Linked DNA regions of Mus musculus: region 1 is linked to region 2. The links are chromatin loops, found by intact Hi-C in ENCODE. Cell type or tissue: left cerebral cortex. All regions are shown on one strand. Links, peaks and the distances in the headings refer to the core of each region. The heading gives the core; the rest is flanking DNA.

Region 1 (5,379 bases), core at 101-5,100, 90 kb after region 2:
CCCAGTGATGTGATACAAGGATGATTTCTTGATCTAAAAAAAAAAAAAAAAATCAAGATTTAGAGTCCCTCTTCAGTAAAGCATGCAAGGACAGCATTTCTTCCTTTTTTTTTTTAATTAGGTATTTTCCTCATTTACATTTCCAATGCTATCCCAAAAGTCCCCCATACCCTCCCCCCACCACCACTCCCCTACCCACCCACTCCCACTTTTTGGCCCTGGCGGTCCCCTGTACTGGGGCATATACAGTTTGCCTGTCCAATGGGCCTCTCTTTCCAGTGATGGCCGGCTAGGCCATCTTTTGATACATATGCAGCTAGAGTCAAGAGCTCCGGGGTACTGGTTAGTTCATAATGTAAGGACAGCATTTCTTAGTGACAGTGAATAACTGTTTTTGCTGTCTGTTCTAAGAGCCACAGGTTTCAGTTTTAGGAAGTCACATTGGTACTCAAGACCACAAAACTATGAAGGTGTGTTATATATTTCCCTAGACGTTAGTTGAATCAACTTCTGGCATTTCAAAATAATATTTTCCACACACATTTGTGAATTTTCATTTATGAACCTCTTTTGGAAATGGTCCTATTTAGACTAGGAAAGGCCTGATGGTCACTGTAGCTCACTGAGGTTGTTTTCAGTGAGTAAAATATGGCTATGGCTTTAAGATATCTGAAGAACAGAGATAATGATAATGGCACCGCCCAACATCAGGTAATAACAAAATTCCAGATCCTTTGGACAATCTTCTGATGGCAGTAAGGTAGATGCATAAAAGGTCAAGTTACCATCTTCACAGCAAGGATAAATCAACACTCCTCCTTCTGTCCTCGCACAATAAACAAACAGGATTAGGGAAAACAGCAGAAGGGGGTGGGGAGTAGGAAAGAAATCACATACTTGCCACCAATTAAAAAGGTGCCACTTTGTTAACAGTCGCTCACTGTTTCAGGAGGAAATTTTTCACTTTGCTGAGTCTGTCGTCATGGCAATGAAAATTGAGACCTATTTCTTCCTGGCTTTAAAATCCCATATAGCAGTGATTCACCAGAGTATGAGACAATTCTGTGAGGAAAGGCACTGTGTAGGAGGAAGGAACATCTGTGGGGGCTCCTCTAGGTGTGAGGCACTTTGCATAATCCCACTTATCCTCGGCATTAATATACCTTGCAAACTTTATGTTCAGTCTGCAAAGGAGAAGGCCACTGAGGGTCGCAGAGCACCTTAATGCAGAGTACAACATTCTGACCAAAAGCAACTTGGAGAGGAAAGGGTTTATTTGGCTTATAGGTTACAGGGAAGCCCAGGCAGAAATCAGTAAGGAACTGAATCAGAGGCCATGGATGGGGTGTTGCTTACCACTTGCTTGATTAGCCTGCTTTCTTATACAACCCAGGACCACTGGCTCATGGATGGCCCTACCCACAGGAGGTTGAACCTCCCACACCAATCATTAATCAAGACAAACACTCTGAAGACAGGCCTCCAGGCCAGGCTGATGGAGGCAATCTTTCATCTTCATTTGAGATTCCCTCTTCTCAGGTGACTCTAGCTTGAGTGATGTTGACAGAAACTAACCAGCAGAGAGCATGGCATACACTCCATGCACCTATCTTCCTGACAATATGACATATGATGGGAACTACAAATCTAACAATTTGACACAACTATCAATCTACAAGCAGCAATTCTGATTTACTTAATTTACTGTTAAAGTTAAGGAGGGCAATTCAGTTCTCTGGTGTTATCTCTGATGATCATAAATGTTATCTCTGATATCTCTCCTAATCTACAGTTTCAGAACCTTTCGGATCGGTTGCAATAGTAACAACATACAGGACAGTTAACTCATTCCCTGTGTATGAATACAGAGGCATGAAGAGCCTCCCAGTAACCAACTCAACATTGTGGTCCATGGGCTATCCTCCCAGAGATCACCCTTCCCTTTGGAATCAAGACTTCTATACCAATAGAGCTTCATTCTGAGGGTAGGAAGTAAAACTTGGTTTGTAGATCACCAGAGAACACTATAAGAGAAGGAAGTGCCAATTTCAGCCCTTGGTGACTGGACCCAGGAACCTTGTCTACAGCAGATACAGTACCACATATTGGACTTGGAATATGTTCAGCATCCAGAGATTATTCTCTCAGCTCTGCAAAGCAAAGCTCCCTTCCTGGCACCATAAACTCCCTATTCAAAGTCGTTCTACCATTTTAAGAATTCTTTGGCATGGTCAGGCTTATGACAAGACAGATGAATTCCATCAGCTGGCCCCCTGATAACTTCCTTAGTCAGAAATGATGTTTATGTGAAACATCCTGACAGCAGCTACAGCCTTCTACAAATCCACAGATGGTAGTCTTGGCAGAAGCACTGTGGACAGGAAAAGGAAAATCCATACAGAGTAAGTGTGTATTCTAATAAGAATAACATGGTGCCCCGCCATGACGGAAATGCCCTGATACTCCAGTCGTACACCAAGTAGCTCTGATTAAGTATTCAAGGACTTGTCACAAATTCTGTTTTCACAGGAGTGAAGGATATATCCCCTGGACCTTTCCAGGTAGAAGTCTATACAATAGATTCACCAGAGTTCTCCAATCTCGCCATGCTTTGATGCTTCCCCTCAGTGTGTACTGTACTTGTGTGCAGTGCTAGTATTTGACACCACGTGGTGGCGAAAGAGGTTTTTACTCTGCATCTCACTTGGGCTGATGTTAAATCTTCCTGAGGGCTGATTAGCACCTTTCATTCCATCTGCAGCATTAACCCCTCTTCGTGGTATAGCTTAATGTACTCATAGATTCCAAAATTAGGAGGTGGCTTTCTGGAGGAAAGAGTTGCCACACCTCAGATAAAAAATTAAGATCCCTAAGCCAGACTTGGTGGCACTGGGCTGTGAACCCAGCTGGAGACTGAAGCAGGAGCATCACAAGTTCAAGCCCTACCTGGATAGACCCTGTCTTCAATAAAAACTTAAAAGGGCTGGAGAGAGAAAGCAGTGAAGCCCCTGCCTAGCCTGTGAGCAAGTGTGAGATCCAAGTTCAATGCCCAGTGCTGTACACAAAGAAAGAAAGAAAGAAAGAAAGAAAGAAAGAAAGAAAGAAAGAAAGAAAGAAAGAAAGAAAGAAAGAAAGAAAGAAAGAAAGAAAGAAAGAAAGAAAGAAAGAAAGAAAGAAAGTCTATGAAGACAAAGGTTTCATTGTGTTTTTATACCTCTGTACTTAACAGTATCTGGTGCACAGTAAGTAGGCACTCTAATCTTTATAGAATCAATCAACAAAGAAATCAAAGAATGATGAAATGAAAGAAGAGCCCTCAAGGGAATATTATCCAAATATAGACTTAGAGGAACATAGACTAGAGAAAGAAAACCAAGGTGAATGTCATAGAAGCCATAGATGGAAATTATGAATTATCAAAAGCTATTCTACAGCCACACCACCCTGAATGAGCTGAGCACATCTGAAGTCATATGAGTTGCCAAGGATCAGATCTATGTAAAGGTTAAAGAAAGAATGAGAGGAAGAATTGCGTTGACTCGTAGCCCTTTCCCAAGACATCCCAGCTGGATGGCGGTGGGCTGTGAAGAAGTGAAGACATAGAAAAGGAAAGCTTTTTTTTTTCACTTTTTCCTTTGCTCTTTAATTGTAGGGATTTCTGCTGCTCCATGTAATAATTCTACACACACACACACACACACACACACACACACACACACACACACACACACACACGATGTGTAGTGATTAAGTCAGTACAGGTATTTCTCATTTCTTTACAGTTTATCATTCTTCTGGGTGTTTGGAATAAACATTGTGTTTGCTGCAGTCACGTCACTGTATTAAAAGCACCAGATCTTTAGTCTAACTGGGACTTCACACTGTAGAGCAACCGCTCCAGTCTTCCTCCTCCCCCAGATCCCTCGAGGTTCTAATCATCGCTATTCTGATCTGAACTGAGTTCAACTGTTTCGGTGATTTGTTTGGGGATTGGGTTTTGTTTGGCTGTTTTTAGCTTTCGCGTACATTTGAGAACACGAAGTACTTCTTACTGCATCTGCCTTAGTTTGTTAAACATGACGTCTTCCGTGGCACTTCTTTTCTGTAGTCAAGCAGTAGGCCTTTGATTATATATACCCATCCTGCATAAATCCCGTCATCTGTTAATGTTTACCTAGCTTGATTCCATATCTTAACCACTGTGTGCCGGCAAACATGAAGAGCACCGATAACACTTTAACAGGCCGATTGCCCACTTTGGTAACTACTTAAAAATCAAGCAATCGGTTCCAGATCCTGCAAGCAGCAGAGAGCAGCTTCAGCCATGTGGCTCTGGCTTTAGAGTCAAGAATAGAAGGGACTACTGGGACTATTGATGCTGGTTAGCTGAAGCTGAGAAATTAGCAGTGATTAAGAAGAGACCAGCGTCATTGAACTGAAATCTTCTGGGAAGTGTTTTCTGAGAGCACAAAGAAGCTGCGTTCCAGATATAGCCAAGGATGTACCTCCTGCTACAGCTGTACTTGGTGATATGCAAGAGTTACCCAGAGCTTCTGTGACCTTTGACATTCTGTCAGAATCTTTCAATGCCAGTTACATGGGATGATCACCAAGAACAGCAGCAGTAATGGAGTGGATCAACCTGAGTTTAGAGTGCTACAGAAGGCAGAGCTGGAGAAGTGACACCAGCCCTTTGGAGGAGCCCAGAAGATCATGTGTGGATACCAGATGTTGAAACAGAAAGTTGTAACTTTGAAGTTGCCTTGGAGACCCCAAGATTTTGGAGATGCCAGAGCCATGAGCTATCTGCTAAGGAAACCTGTTAATGGAGTGGAACCAGCCCAAGAGACAGAAGTTTGTTGCTGACGACAAAGGTGATATGGGACTGTTTAGATGGTCAACTTGATCCTGACTCAACTTTGGTACCTGGTATCTGTCCAGAAATTTGTCCATTTCGTCCAGGTTTTCCAGTTTTGTTGAGTATAACCTTTTGTAGAAGGATCTGATGGTGTTTTGGATTTCTTCAGGATCTGTTGTTACCTCTCCTGGGCATATATCCAGAAGATGCCCCAACTGGTAAGAAGGACACATGCTCCACTATGTTCATAGCAGCCTTATTTATAATAGCCAGAAGCTGGAAAGAACCCAGATGCCCCTCAACAGAGGAATGGATACAGAAAATGTGGTACATCTACACAATGGAGTACTACTCAGCTATTAAAAAGAATGAATTTATGAAATTCCTATGCAAATGGATGGACCTGGAGGGCATCATCCTGAGTGAGGTAACACATTCACAAAGGAACTCACATAATATGTACTCACTGATAAGTGGATATTAGCCCCAAACCTAGGATTCCCAAGATATAAGATACAATT
Region 2 (5,379 bases), core at 147-5,146:
CACAAACGAATCACAAGATCATCAAAATGACTGGTGTGTTTAAGCAATTTTCCAGGAACCCTGAAAGCTTAAAGCATTTCTCAAGCAGCCTTTGAACTTAGGGCTGCAGCAAGGATGGTCCAGCGCCTCTGCCAGGTCACCCCTTGTGGGAATCTCTGGCCTTGGTGACTGTAAGAATGCGGTCCCTGAACCGCATCCACCGGCCTCGAGAGGGGCATCTGTTTCCAAGGACTCCACCACACACAGATGCTAGGATCTGATAAGGTAAAACTCAAGGGTCAGTCCCGGGTTTTGCTTCCACACACACTGAAACCTAACAACTGAAGGACTACACGGTCCTCAACATCTGTCTTTCTGTTCTTCCATGAACTGTCACTCTGAAAATAGGACAGCCAGCATGATTCCCCCAGTCTCCCCAGAATGTAGAGATCGCTCCATCTGCTCCAAAGGTCAGGCAGAGATGACTGTGATTTCCATTGGTTCCTTTTGATCATGCAGCGCCTTCTTTCTGCTGAGGGCTGAGGGGCTGCAGCTCTGGGAATACTACACTCACAGGGAAACACGAGGTTCATGGGCATGGTGCAATGAGCCTGGTACACTGTGTAAAATGAGAGTGAAAGAGAAAGCACTGTAATGGATGTGTGCTGCTGAAACGAGGTCTCCTGACCCAGAAGCACCAAGTGATGATGAGCAGACACAAACTAAGGAAACCCTGCTTCTGTCTTCCTTTTGTCTGGAGTAAACTTTATGTCTGCATTTGCCTATATACAGTCAAGTGTTGATGCTTTATATGGAGAGAAACAATCAATGTGTTTTTCCTGGAGGAGGCTACAGTTTTAATTAGTATCCCCTAACTGATATTGATTTTACTTCACTGACAACAGTCATATGATGGAGTCTGCTAAGCTCTATGGGTAATCACCCTATGAACTCAACCATGTAGAGAAGCCTTCCATCCGTATTGGCCTCTGTGGAGATAATGCTTTTTAACTCTTGAAATACTGAAGCCAAAAGATCCTTGGGACCTCAGCTATTTCAACCTTCTGTGGGATGTTCTGAAATACAACAACAGTCCCTCCTTCCACTGTCTACAGGCCCTGCTCATAGAACAACTGTTTCCCCTCATGTCCTCCATGTCTCATCTGCAGTTTGGGAGTGAGGGTTGTGGAGCATCACCACACTCAAGGTTTGCACACAGGCATATAGAGTCTTAGAAGGACAAACCTAACTAAACTGAACACATCCTATCTGCATGTGTGGACAAAGCATGAAGTCTTATGGTTAGCACACACAGCAATAGTGACTGCAAGGCTGGGAAGGAGCTGAAGAACAGTAGAGCTAAGGAGGGAGGGAAGGGGGTGGGGAGGGAAGGGCCAGGAAAGCCTTGTCATGTCACCAGTATGTCAACAGTTGAGAAAAGAAATGAGATCCCCAGCTTAAGATAAATATGCACTTAACAACACACACACACACACACACACACACACACACACACACACTTCTTGAAGAAGAGCAGGCAGAGGAAAGACAAGGCACACACCAGAGGAAAGGCAAGGCAGTTTACATTTGGAATGTTGGGTAGACCCTAAACAAAGTGGGTGTCACAGTGATCTGCACAGATCACTTCTTAAAACAATTTCACCTGAAGAACACCTTGTCTGGTTTTGTGAGTTTGGACAGCATCACTCTAGTGTTTTGAGCTTGAGTACCAAATCTATCAATACAGTAGCAATACATAGTCATAGGATTCACAGTAGCCTACCAAATCTACCAATAAAGTACTAATAGTCATAGAATTGACAGTAGCCTACCAAATCTATCAATACAGTACCAATAGAGAGCTGATAGGATTCACAGAGGTAGCAAAATCCCCTTGATTTTTTTCTAATCAACAAACTAAATTTGTCACAATTGATCACTTTTTACAAGGTTCTGGTACCCAATGCACTGCCAGAGTTGACGACAGTGTCAGGGCTAAGCCAGAACCATATCTTACACACAGTCCCTTAAATCTTTTTCCAGCACACAGGACAATTTGAAAATCTGGTGAGATTCACAGAACAAATACCTTCTCAGAAAAGTGAGCACATAAGTAGATCCTAAAATATAATTGTAGGAGATACAGCTGTCCTGCCTCAACCCAGATTAGGAACCTACAAGTTAAATAATTAAAGGACTATAGTCAAGTCCTAACAGGAGTTACTACACTAAAGGACACCACAAAGATTTGGTTGGGCTCCATCTGTTAGCTAAGGTAAAGAGCAAAAAGAAATGTAAAGAAGAAACCATAAAGGAAGAAAACTCTCTTGGCCATATAACAAAGAGTTCTCATTTCTCCTGTCTCTACTTCACTATTCTTCAGGCAAATAAGTGATTCAAGATCAGTGACCAATATAATCTTACAAAGGGCAAGTTTTTCAAAATGCTGTACTACAGAAGTGATTATAATTTTTGAAGAAAAAATGGTTCCAACTTTTCAGACATCACAAATAACTATGTAGCACAAATAACTGTCTTCTATGTATAACTAACAAGTGAAAAACTCATCCACTCTCTCTACATTATTTCTTAGAGGAGAGACGGGTCCTTCAAGGGCTAAACATTCAGGGCGGTCTCAATATTCTTCTTTGGACTTTTCTATTTTCTATAATTCCTACAGAAAATTTTTGAAATTAAAAATGCATCTGCTGGAGCTGGGAAGATGGCCCAATGGTTAGAGCAGACGAGAGTTTAAGTCCTCAGAAACTCGGGTGTGGTAGCCTTCCTCTAATTCCAGCTTCGGGGAGCATCAGGGAGAGACGGGGGATCCTCAATGACAGCTAGACAGCATGCCTGCACACATGAGTAGCCATACACAGATGCAAGAACACATAAACACGCAAGCAGGCAAACACACCTGCACCACAAAAGGCAGGGATTCGTCTGTTAATGTGCGTTTACTCAATAGCAGCACGTGTCGTTTTGGAAATAAAGAAGCGGAGGTCTGGGGAGAAGAGATACTTGTGGTGTTCATAAAAGAACAGGCAGAAAGATTAAGGAAAGCTCAGGAGGAGCCCACAGAAAGAACAAAACAGAGCAGTAAGAAACTGCACAGACAGTGCCACCTATCACGGGAACACAGCGACAACAGCAGAATCGGCCCTAACCACAACCATGGGAATGTGACCTCCCTTCCTCCACAGATGCAAAGAGTAAAAGAAAACCCACACTCGGGTTGTGTGCCCGCTTGGTAAATCTATCCTCACCACACGCCCACCAGCCCATCACAGTTTGCCTGAAGCCATCTGTGTCTGTTAGCTTTGCTCGGATCCCAGTTTTTCTTTTCATAATTATGGAGGCTTTCACCCTCCGTCCTGTTTCTGAGCCTGACCCCTACCGTATTCAACAAGACAAGGCAACAGTCACCTGACCATGTGTGCTCCGGCTATAGGCGGGTACAGTTTGCTTTCCTGTCACATGGGCTGCTTGCCCCAGGATCCTGTAACTGCCATGCTGGTCTCTGAATTGAAACATGAGGCCCAAATGGCATTAATAATGTTTATCAGACAGAACGTCAAGTAACTGTTAAAGATTTAAGCCTCAGCTGCTAAACTGTAAAACATTTAAAGGCGAGGCTGGAGATCTTTCCATCTACCTAACCTTGCATATCATGGGTGCTCCATTTATTGAATTCAATCAAGGGTGATGTGTGCCTATGCTGAGCGCTCACACATACCGTGACCTTCATAAATCACCTATATAAATATCTCTAACAATGTCTGTTTCACATATGACAAAACAGCATAGAAAGGCTTCTTTTTTTTTTTTTAACCTAAAGTCACTTGGCCATTTGTGGCAGAGGAGAGGTGTTAGAAGGCCTGACTCTCCCTGCAGCACACCTTTCTTGCAAGCCTGAACTACCCGGCTAATTATAACTATACACAGGCTAAAAAATCAGGATGATGTAAGGTTTACAAAAAAAGCATCTAACCTCTCTGATTTCTGTTACCAGGCATTTGACAAGGGGTTTCCTAGGCAGCAGCAACTTCCACCTCCATCACATCTCTGCACAGTGGCAGATACAGGGATTTACAAGCCCATGTTGGCACAGAGACAGCCTGATGCAAGCATACTGACTGATGACTGATAATGGTGGCAAGTGCCCCCTGCCATTTGTGAGACCAGAGTTGGATTATCAGATGAGGAGTCGACAGGCAGACAAGTCAGTCCTTTGGGGTTGGAGAGATGGCTCAGTGGTTAAGAGCACGCACTGCTCTTGCAGAGGTCCTGAGTTCAGTTCCCAGCACCCACGCTGCTCACAACTGCCTATGACTCCAGTTCATGGGGAATCTGACACCATTTTCTGGCCCCTGCAGACACCCACATATGTGGGCACACACACCCCACACCCCAAAACACATCATACACACACACATACACACACAGACCACACAGACATTATACACACACATACCACACACTAGACACATATACACACACATACAAACATACACACACAAAATTCACACACCACACAAAAACCCATACATACACGGCATACACATATATACACAAACAAACATACAGACCAAACATACCATATACACACACACATATCACACACTAGACATATATACACAAACATACCACACCCAAAAAAACATACACACACAAAAAGCATACATACATGTCACACACATATACACACACAAACATACATGCATGTACACACACGGACCACACACACTATACAGGCATCTTACAGGCACATGCAAACATACATATCATACATACACACACACAAACAAACATACATACATACCACACACATACACACACACAAACATACATGCATGTACACATACAGACTACACACACCATACAGATATCTTACAGGTACATGCAAACATACATATCATACATACACACACACACATCCCCTTTTTAAAATAAAGAACTATATATTTGAGTAAAGACAAGAGAGAAAAATAATCAGGCAGGTCATATGCTAAAGGGTCAACACAGGCTTTAATCTCAGCACTGGAGCGAGAAAGACAGGCGGATCTCTAGGAGTTCAAGGCCAGAGAGCTCTCCATACAAAGCTCCAAGGCCATCCAGGGCCACAAAGTAAGAGACTCTGTCTCAAAATAAATCAACACCAGTCGAGTGAAGACCTAGCCATCACTCCCAGTTCCCCGTGCCCACTTCACCCTTTCACACATAGAATGGCGTGCAGCTAATCAAGTCAGTCAAGTTGTCTGCCCTTTGTGTAATCTGTGCTCGCAGGATGTCTCTGGAACACACAGAGCTCTGCCTGCACAGGAGCAGGTAACAACAGTGCCACATTTAGAAGAGACAACTACGCCCACCGGGTGCTGTAATCCTACCTCAGAGACAGGC

The links. Peaks named below come from ENCODE experiments on the same cell type or tissue, not always from the same donor. Only the 100,000 strongest peaks of a DNase experiment are listed, where the experiment ranks them.
Region 1: a loop joins it to region 2, with 2.9 times the contacts of the local background. A loop is called at or near these places in 2 of 42 quality-filtered maps.

Annotation. Positions count from the first base shown.
Region 1 is chr16:38,870,331-38,875,709 of GRCm38, reverse strand. Gm15802 (a long non-coding RNA gene) reads right to left here. Exons shown (of 4, transcript XR_876078.1): 4 at 1-33. Among named protein-coding and RNA genes, the nearest start is that of Igsf11, 29 kb to the left of the region's middle. In left cerebral cortex, for the core only: no CTCF peak of the experiment used is centred there; DNase peaks (open chromatin) are centred at 1,041 and 2,286; H3K27ac peaks cover 1,877 bases.
Region 2 is chr16:38,960,713-38,966,091 of GRCm38, reverse strand. All of the region lies in intron 1 of Igsf11 (immunoglobulin superfamily, member 11), which reads right to left. It also overlaps the pseudogene Gm34258. Among named protein-coding and RNA genes, the nearest start is that of Igsf11, 61 kb to the right of the region's middle. In left cerebral cortex, for the core only: a CTCF peak has its summit at 3,134; DNase peaks (open chromatin) are centred at 3,216 and 4,025; H3K27ac peaks cover 1,846 bases.